Linked DNA regions of Homo sapiens: region 2 is linked to region 1. A link is a contact called in ENCODE Hi-C or POLR2A ChIA-PET data. All regions are on one chromosome and are shown on one strand. The core of a region is the stretch at or near the end of the contact, and the rest is flanking DNA. Distances in the headings are between cores, read along the strand shown.

Region 1 (4,079 bases), core at 959-3,458:
GATGCTTTAGGATGAACCAGATAAGGCCTTACCTCACATAACAGTTGATCAAAGCTGGTAGTTTGGAGCCTCAAGTGCATTTTGCCTGTGGAAAACGTACTAGAACTGCTGCTTAGAATCCTCAGGCAACCCGCACATCTTCGTGCACCAAAATGTGGCTCGGCTGTAGCACAGAAGCTCTTCTCCGTGTTGGCAGCAAAAGACGGTGGAAATGGAAATGGCCAGTTTGCAGAGAGAAACAGTGACTCTAGCCAGGCCCCTGAGTTGGGAAATGGGAGAATTTGTCTTCAGCATCATCTTCCTTGTAATTTCGTATCCTTTGCCCCAGGCTTTCCTAATAATAACTGACACCTACATGATACTTTCTATGTTCTAGGTGCATTTCCAAGCACTTAGAATTGTTCCTTTGTATCTGTGGGGGATTGATTCCAGGACCCCCTTGGATACTAACATCCCTGGATGCTCAACTCCCTGATGTAAAATGGTGTTGTATTTGCATATAATCTGTGCACATCCTCCTGTATACTTTATTATTATCATTTTGAGATGGAGTCTTATTCCATCACCCAAGCTGGAGTGTAGTGGCACGATCATGGCTCACTGTAGTCTCGACCTCTAGGGTCTCAGGTGATCCTCCCACTTCATCCTTCTGAGTAGCTGGAACTACAGGTGCAGGCTACCACATGGGGCTAATTTTTATATATTGCAGATTAATTTTGCAGATTGATAATTTACCACCAGCATGTGAATGACTCATACATATAGTCTTCATCTTCACAGATTAGCTTCTATTTTTTTTGTAGAGATGGGTTTCACCATGTTGCCCAGGCTGGTCTTGAACTTGTGGGCTCAAGCCTTCTGCCTGCCTTGGACTACAGAAGTGCTGGGATTATAGGCGTGAGCCACTGCACCCAGCCCTGTATACTTTAAATCATATCTAGATTACTTATAATACCTACTACAATGTAGATGTTATGTAAATAATTGTTATACCGTGTTGTTTAGGGAATAATGACAATATAAAAAAGTCTCTACTTGTTCAGTTCAGACATCAGACATCATTTTTTCTTTTCTTTTCTTTTCTTTCTTTCTTTCTTTTTTTTTTTTTTTTTTAAAGAGTCTCACTCTGTTGCCCAGGCTGGAGTGCAGTGGTGGATCTTGGCTCACTGCAACCTCTACCTCCTGGGTTCAAGGGATTCTCCTGCTTCAGCCTCCTGAGTAGCTAGGACTACAGGCATGCACCATCATGCCCAGCTAATTTTTGTATTTTTAATGGAGACGGGGTTTCACCATGTTGCCCAGGCTGGTCTTGAACTCCTGACCTCAAGCGATCCACCTGCCTTGGCCTCCAATAGTGCTGGGATTACAGGTATGAGCCACCACACCCAGCCCAGACATCATTTTTTCTTTCAAATATTTTCTGTCTGCAGTTCGTTGAACCCACAGATATGGAGCCCACAGATACAGAGGGCTGACTGTATACATTAACTCATTTAATCCTCATGATAACCCTAGGCGCGTTGGCTCACACCTGTAATCCCAGCACTCTGGGAGGCCAAGGCGGGTGGATTACCTGAGGTCAGGAGTTTGAGACCAGCCTGGCCAACATGGTGAAACCCCGTCTCTACTAAAAAATACAAAAAATTAGCCGGGTATGGTGGCAGGCACCTGTAATCTAAGGTACTTGGGAGGCTGAGGCAGGAGAATCGCCTGAACCCCAGAGGCGGAGGTTGCAGTGAGCCAAGATTGCGCCATTACACTCCAGCCTGGGCAACAAGAGCAAAACTCCATCTCAAAAAAAAAAAAAAGAACGTAAGGAAGCAAAAAATGTGAGGGAGTTTTTACGCATGGAGGGTTAATAAACTCAAGATGGCAGGGGTTCACAAAAGCCCATAGAACATACTGTCTATTTATTGGGCTCTTGCTATGTACTACACACTTTACATACATCCTCATTTCATACAGTACCTTGATGAAATATGCACATTTAAGAATCAGAGTCTAACAGACCTTAGGCAAGTTGTCCGAGGTCGTACAGCGGATGGGTGGCAGAGCCAGAATTTGGACCCAGGACTCTTTTGACTCCAGCATTTGCAATCTCAAATAGTGTTTCATCGGCCTTTTTATGGCTTGTGGATGACTATTGTTGTGAGGAGGATCAACGGTGCAGGGTCAGAAATGCAGTTTTGACTCCTATTGTTGGCAGTCAAATTACTGCTTGCTTCTGCTAATTTGCTTCCTGTCCTGCTTAGGCTGCAACCAGGGCAGAGTTTCGTTCGCTCCCTGGGCAGCTGTCCTGCCAGCATTACCTCATTCCATCTTGAACCCTCCCGCAGCCCAACAGGGAAGGGCTGAGAAGCACGTGGCCCAGGACAGAAGGCCAGGAACGAACTGCCTCACCAGGGACTCTAGCCTTGATTCTCTGAAAAAATGTGGTTTGCTCAGAGAAGCTTTTACCCAAGAGGAAGGAAAACTACGGCAATCGAGTTTCAGCTGACCTTAAAACCCCTGTGATCTTAGTCCCCGTCATTTAGTGAATTCTGCATATTACTCAGCTTCTCCATTGTGTAGCTGGAGGAAATATTCATGCTGTGTCATCTTTGGTAGTCAGTGGGCAGTTTTCTCCCTGCCGAGTTTACTTTTTTTGCATTTTGAAGTTCAAGATCAGGTTGGGTGTTTGAGTGATCTACGTCTGGGAGCCAGAGGAGGTTTTGTATTCAATGGTGACCAGCATGTGTTCCCAGCCTAAGCATGAATGAAAACAGTTCAGAACATTTTTTTCCTCTCCAGCTCCTTTCAAGGGGCACGTGCCCATAAGGCCAACCCTGAATGATTTGGGCAAGTAAGTATGGACAGCCAAACTCAGAGGAGAGAGGAATTGGATGAGGCTAATGTCAAGGTCTTATCGGGAAGGCTAAAGAAACCTGAGTTGGTCCTGGGAAGAATGAGCAAGATGGAGTGGGCTTGGGCTTTCTCTCCTGCTTGGGGTTGCAGGCAGAAGCCACAAGAGTGTGCTGACAATGAGGGAGGAGGGGACCATCTGGCTGGAGAATTGGCTCATTAGGGAGCACAGACTGGACGAAGTTGGAAGGGACGTGTGGCCTGATTTTTAAAAGGGCGGCCTGAGTGCCATGCAGAGAAGCTGCATTTTATCGCGGACTTGATGATGGTGGACTGGAAGTTTAAAAGGAGGATTATGATGAAAGCAGAGATCCAGAGCAAACACTTTAAAGGAGCTGGATGGGACAGACAGGAAGCAGGGAGCCCAGAGAGGCCATGATTTCATTCATAACAGGTCTGAGGGGTTGAGGCCCTGACTGGGGAAGTTAAGCAGGATGGGAGGAGACAAACGCCAGCCACACAGAAGAAAGATCCTACGAAGCCAGACTGTGGTGGAGGCAGGGGGAAGGAGGGGTTGGACACCTCCGAGGTGCTGCTGCGAAATCACTAACAGAAAAGAGGCTTTGATTTAGAGGTGAATGGTAAACTTTTCCTTTTTCTAAGTAAACTTTTAATTCAAGCGTAACATATATACAAGTGCACAAATCATGGGTATAAATGTCGATGAATCTTCGCACAGTGGACACACTTGTGAAACCAGCAGCTAGATCAGGAAACAACACAACCATCACTGCAGACCCGCTTTCCCTGTGTCCCCTTCCTTTTCCTCATGCCTTCTGCCAAGGATGCCGCCACCCTGACTTCTAAATACCTTGTTTTTCATTCAGTATGTTGTGAAATTCATCCATGTTGTTGCATACACTTGCAGTTCATCCTTTCCCAATATTGCACAGTATTTCACTACGTAAATGTAATACAACTCTTTTATCTCGTCTGTTGTTGGGAGACATTTGAGTTGTTCCCAGGTCAGCGCTGTTAGGAACAGGGCTTCTGTGAGCACAGTTGTGAACGTGTGCTCCTAGCCTACATGAACGTATGTCTCTTGGTTGTGTACCAAGGAGTAGGCTTTCTGGGTCGTAGGGCAGGCACATATTCAGTTTGCATAGACATTGTCAAACACACACATGGGATTTTGTTTTGTTTTGTTTTTGAGACAGAGTCTCAGTCTGTTGCCCAGG
Region 2 (4,079 bases), core at 977-3,476, 260 kb after region 1:
CACCACATAATACTTATCACTCTTAGATACTGTCCTCTCTTCTCATCTAGCTCCCTCCTTCCCTCCTTCCCTTCCTCCCTCCTTCGCTCCTTCCTTCCTAGTCTTTCCCCACTATTCCTTGCCTGCCTTGGTCACTGTTCTGACCCTAGAGCGGTGCCTGCACACAACGACTACTCTGTGAATACGGGTGGGATGAAAGCTGTAATAACCAGGGGGCCATGTCTGTGGCACCCAATCGACGAGTAGGCCCCCTGGGAAAGCTCAGTCCCGGTCTCCCCACCCCGCCCTGTTCTGCTTCCAGAGGCCGGCGTGGGCCTGGGCATCGGCCTGTGCAGCGTTCCCTACTTCCAATGCATCTCTGGCATTTTCGTCCACACGCTGTCACCAGGATCCGTGGCGCACCTGGACGGACGTCTCCGGTATGTCCTCACTTCTGTTTCTGAATATACCCCCGACTTACAACCAGGAAAGAAATACCTTAGAATGTCGGGAGATTGATTTGGACATGAGCTATAAAGAATGATCTTGTGGTGGAGATCAGCCGCTCCGCCCGCCAGGACACCCCCTGTTGTGGGCACTGGCTGGGGAGGGGCAGGCCTCCTTCCTGCCCCCCAGGACACTCTTGGGAGATGCATTTGCAATCTGGCTCAGAGGGAGGGAGTGAGGCTTTGCACCCCAGCCCCTCTCCAGGCCACTGGGAGGGTGGGTGCTGGCTGAGCCCCCAGGGCTAGCAGGAGCGGGGTGGACAGGGTCTTTGTTCTCAGCTCCCACAGCAGAGCCAGGTGTGGGTCCTGCCAGGACCAGACCGAGGTGGGGCGGCCTAAATACCACATCCCGCTGTGGCCAGCACACCCCTGACCCTGCACACATTTGTAACCCTGAGAAATTCCAGGGCTGGGCCGGGAGGCAGAGAAGCTGGAGGGGATGTCTGAGGCCATACCCAGTGGGCTGGTTCAAGCCTGTGGCTGGAGCTGGGGTCTGTTTATCTAATAAAGCCCCACAGGTGCCTCAAAAAAAAAACCCCAAAAACCAAACAAACAAAAAAAAGAGAATGATCTGGGCATAGCTCAGAGCCGTGTTCCTCAAAGTGTGGTCTGGACCAGCAGAATCAATGTCAACTGGGAACTTGTTAGAAATGTGGAATCTCAGACGCCCGGACCCAGACCTGCTGAACGAGGACCTGCATTCTAACAAAATCCCCATGAATGTGTATGCATGTTACAGCTTAAGAAGCATCGTCTCAGAGAATGCCAGTCCAACATAGAAAACACACTTTAATTAAGATTTAACTAATATTGAATTTACAATGACATAAATAGGAGCTTTGATGAGGTTAATCTATGAATTCTATATGGAAATGGTGGCTTAATGACAAAAATATTAGTAAGTTGGGCACCATGGTTCACACCTATAATCCCAGCGCTTTGGGAGGCTGAGGCGAGTGAATGGCCTGAGCTCAGGAGTTCAAGACCAGCCTGGGCAACATGGCAAAACCCATCTCTACTAAACATAAAAATTAGCCAAGTGTGGTGGCACCTTCCTGTAATCCCAGTTACTTGGGAGGCTGAGGCAGGAGGCTCACTTGAGCCAGGGAGGCAGAGGTTGCAGTAAGCCAAGATCGCACCATTGCACTTCAGCCTGGGCAACAGAGCAAGACCCTGTCTCAGAAAAAAAAAAAAAAAAAAAGAGAGAGAGAAGATATCAGTAAGAGAAATACAGGTTCTTTCTCCCATAAACAATATATTTCTGGGTACTCCAGATATATTTTTTATAAATAATTTCTAAGAGAAGTTCAAATCTAATTTCTTTCAATAACTGATCTGGATTTGATTTAAAAATTTATCCTATTTAATTTGTTACAATACTTTGCACTCTAACATTTGTGTATAGTGCAAATATATCATCTCTCACTGGTTTTGGGTTTTCCTAAATCAGGAGAGTTTTGCCATCCTTTTAAAGGGTTTCCTACAATTGCAGTGTATGGAAAAGCCATCCCTGCTTATGATGCTGTCTCTCTGGAGCTTCTGAATTAGAAAGGGATTTGCTGTTATCTGCGGGAGGGTGGCAGGTGATTTGCTGAGCTGCTCTGCTGGTTTGTGGCACATACTGCAGGTTCCATGTGGTTGTCTTGGTCCTAGTACCCTCGGACAGAGAGTACCTCCTTCTTAGATCTGCAGTGGAGTAGGGATTGTTCTGGAAGCTTCTGCTTTCCTTAGCATCTGGTGCTATACAACCATGGCCTTCAGTTACAGCAGTAAAAAGGAAGCAAGGGTGAAGGAGGATGAACTCAGCAGAAGGAAGTCACAGAACACAGCAGGGGACACAGGGAAATCAGCCTCAGGAGGCTAGAGTTCCAATCCTGGACCTGCTGATGACCAACTAGGCCAGGGGTCTGCAAACTGGGGCCTATCACTGTTTTGGTTTTGTTGTTGTTGTTGTTTTAATAAAATTATATTGGAACAAAGCCATGCTCATTTGTTTATGCCTCGTCTATGGCCACAGCTGTCATGCTATTAATATAACAGCAGAGTTGAATAGTTTCGATAAAGACAGTATGGCAAAGCATGCAACACCAAAAATATTTACTCTCTGGCCCTTTGCAGAAAAAGTTTGTCAATTCCTGAGCAGACCTAGATCAGGGAAATCTATTCAACCTCTGCAACTCAATTTCCCTATCTAGGTCGGGAAGGGGACTGGATTATACAAATCTTCCATGTATCTATGTGACCCCGTGTTTCCTACCTTTTTTTTTTTTAAGGTTTAGGTTGCTATTAACTCCCTTCCCACCTCACAACTAGAATGAATGCCATCACCTTTTCTCCTTATTTCTTTTTGCAAGAATCTCAACTGCTCTCCTGTTGAGTTATTTTTTCTCTGCCTTTTAGCACATGTAGGATGTTAGGTCCGATATTCAACATCCTGTGTGTGCTATGTTAGATCCAATCCTTCCTTCTAACTAGTCTACTTATGGGAACACAGAGGCCCAAGGAGAGGATGTGGTGGATTAAATCCTGGTTAATTGTTATTTAGTTGAATTGGCTAACCCACACCCTCAGTCTTTAATGGGCATAGTTAAATGTGAAAAGAAGGAGGAAAGTTACAGATGAACTTTTGTTAATGTTGACCCACTGTAAATAGGAAATGTCTGCTGCTTTGTGGTTGTACGGTAAGGGGGTATGGGATATGCTACTTTGGTCTGCCCTGTTCTGAGTTTTGGTCTGGTGGCTAGTGGGGTCTACTTATTCATGTGATTTTTATATCTCATCAAACAGCCCAGCCAGGAGTGGGCCCCTGGGGCAGTGACTGTTCAAATGTCTCATTGATTCACTTACTGATGGCTTCTTATTGATGCTTGCACAGGTGTGGGGACGAGATTGTGGAAATCAGTGATTCCCCTGTGCACTGCCTGACGCTCAATGAAGTCTACACGATCCTGAGTCACTGTGATCCCGGTCCAGTCCCCATCATTGTTAGCCGACATCCAGACCCACAGGTAACACCCACTGGGTTATCCTCTTCTTCTCAGGCTCACTCGTTCAGTACCAAAATTGGAACAAGAAATAGATGAAAACAGAGATGTTGCTGGCTGGGTTTGTACCTGAATTCCCAAGAATCCCTTCCAAGTTTCTGTAGTAAGAATTGTCTGCAGCAGAGGTCCACTAACAAACTCCTAGATATCAGAGGCAATTGACATTAACTTAGGGAAGCTCTTACAGCTGAGTTATAAGCTCTGGGGCAGGAAAGTAGAGACCCAGGGTCCCAGCTAGTAGACCAAGAAATTTATTCATTTATGCGTCTAGTAGGTACCCACTGTGGGAATGTCTGGAGGTAGGTACTGAAGATACAGAGGCAAGTTCATAGCACACAGTCCTGCCCTGCAGAAGCTCACAGTATCAATAAAGAGCCTGACATACAAATAATTGCAAAACAGAGATGGTAAGTCCTATGAGAATACAGGAATATAGCAGGGAATGGTTGATAAAGTAAAAAAATACCAGAGGTTAGTTTTCTCCAGGCAGAGAATATAAGGAAGATCATTCCAGGAGGTGGGAACACAAAATTCAATGTCACAGAGTCAA

What was found. Hi-C counts contacts between places; a loop is a spot of excess contacts on that map. ChIA-PET counts read pairs that join two places held with the same protein, here RNA polymerase II (POLR2A). Pooled maps may share reads with other maps.
Region 2: a loop to region 1 is called in a pooled map, with 3 times the contacts of the local background. The contact joins two enhancer-like sites. A Hi-C loop is called at or near these places in 1 of 168 maps with a recorded cell type or tissue (GM12878), 28 of 37 single-sample maps with no recorded cell type and 12 of 50 pooled maps. POLR2A ChIA-PET finds 5 or more read pairs at or near these places in 3 of 52 experiments (B cell, K562 and activated T-cell).

The regions. Positions count from the first base shown.
Region 1 is chr15:81,021,348-81,025,426 of GRCh38, forward strand. No RefSeq gene overlaps it. Among named protein-coding and RNA genes, the nearest start is that of TLNRD1, 22 kb to the left of the region's middle. RefSeq lists enhancers at 2,003-2,152, 3,161-3,455. Within about 2 kb of position 2,209, at least 26 of the 41 ENCODE cell types and tissues checked have a DNase peak (open chromatin) inside an H3K27ac peak, as active enhancers do; they include B cell, where a contact is called at or near this core.
Region 2 is chr15:81,282,338-81,286,416 of GRCh38, forward strand. IL16 (interleukin 16) reads left to right here. Exons shown (of 19, transcript NM_172217.5): 9 at 302-419; 10 at 3,361-3,493. Among named protein-coding and RNA genes, the nearest start is that of STARD5, 40 kb to the right of the region's middle. Within about 2 kb of position 2,227, at least 4 of the 41 ENCODE cell types and tissues checked have a DNase peak (open chromatin) inside an H3K27ac peak, as active enhancers do; they include B cell, where a contact is called at or near this core.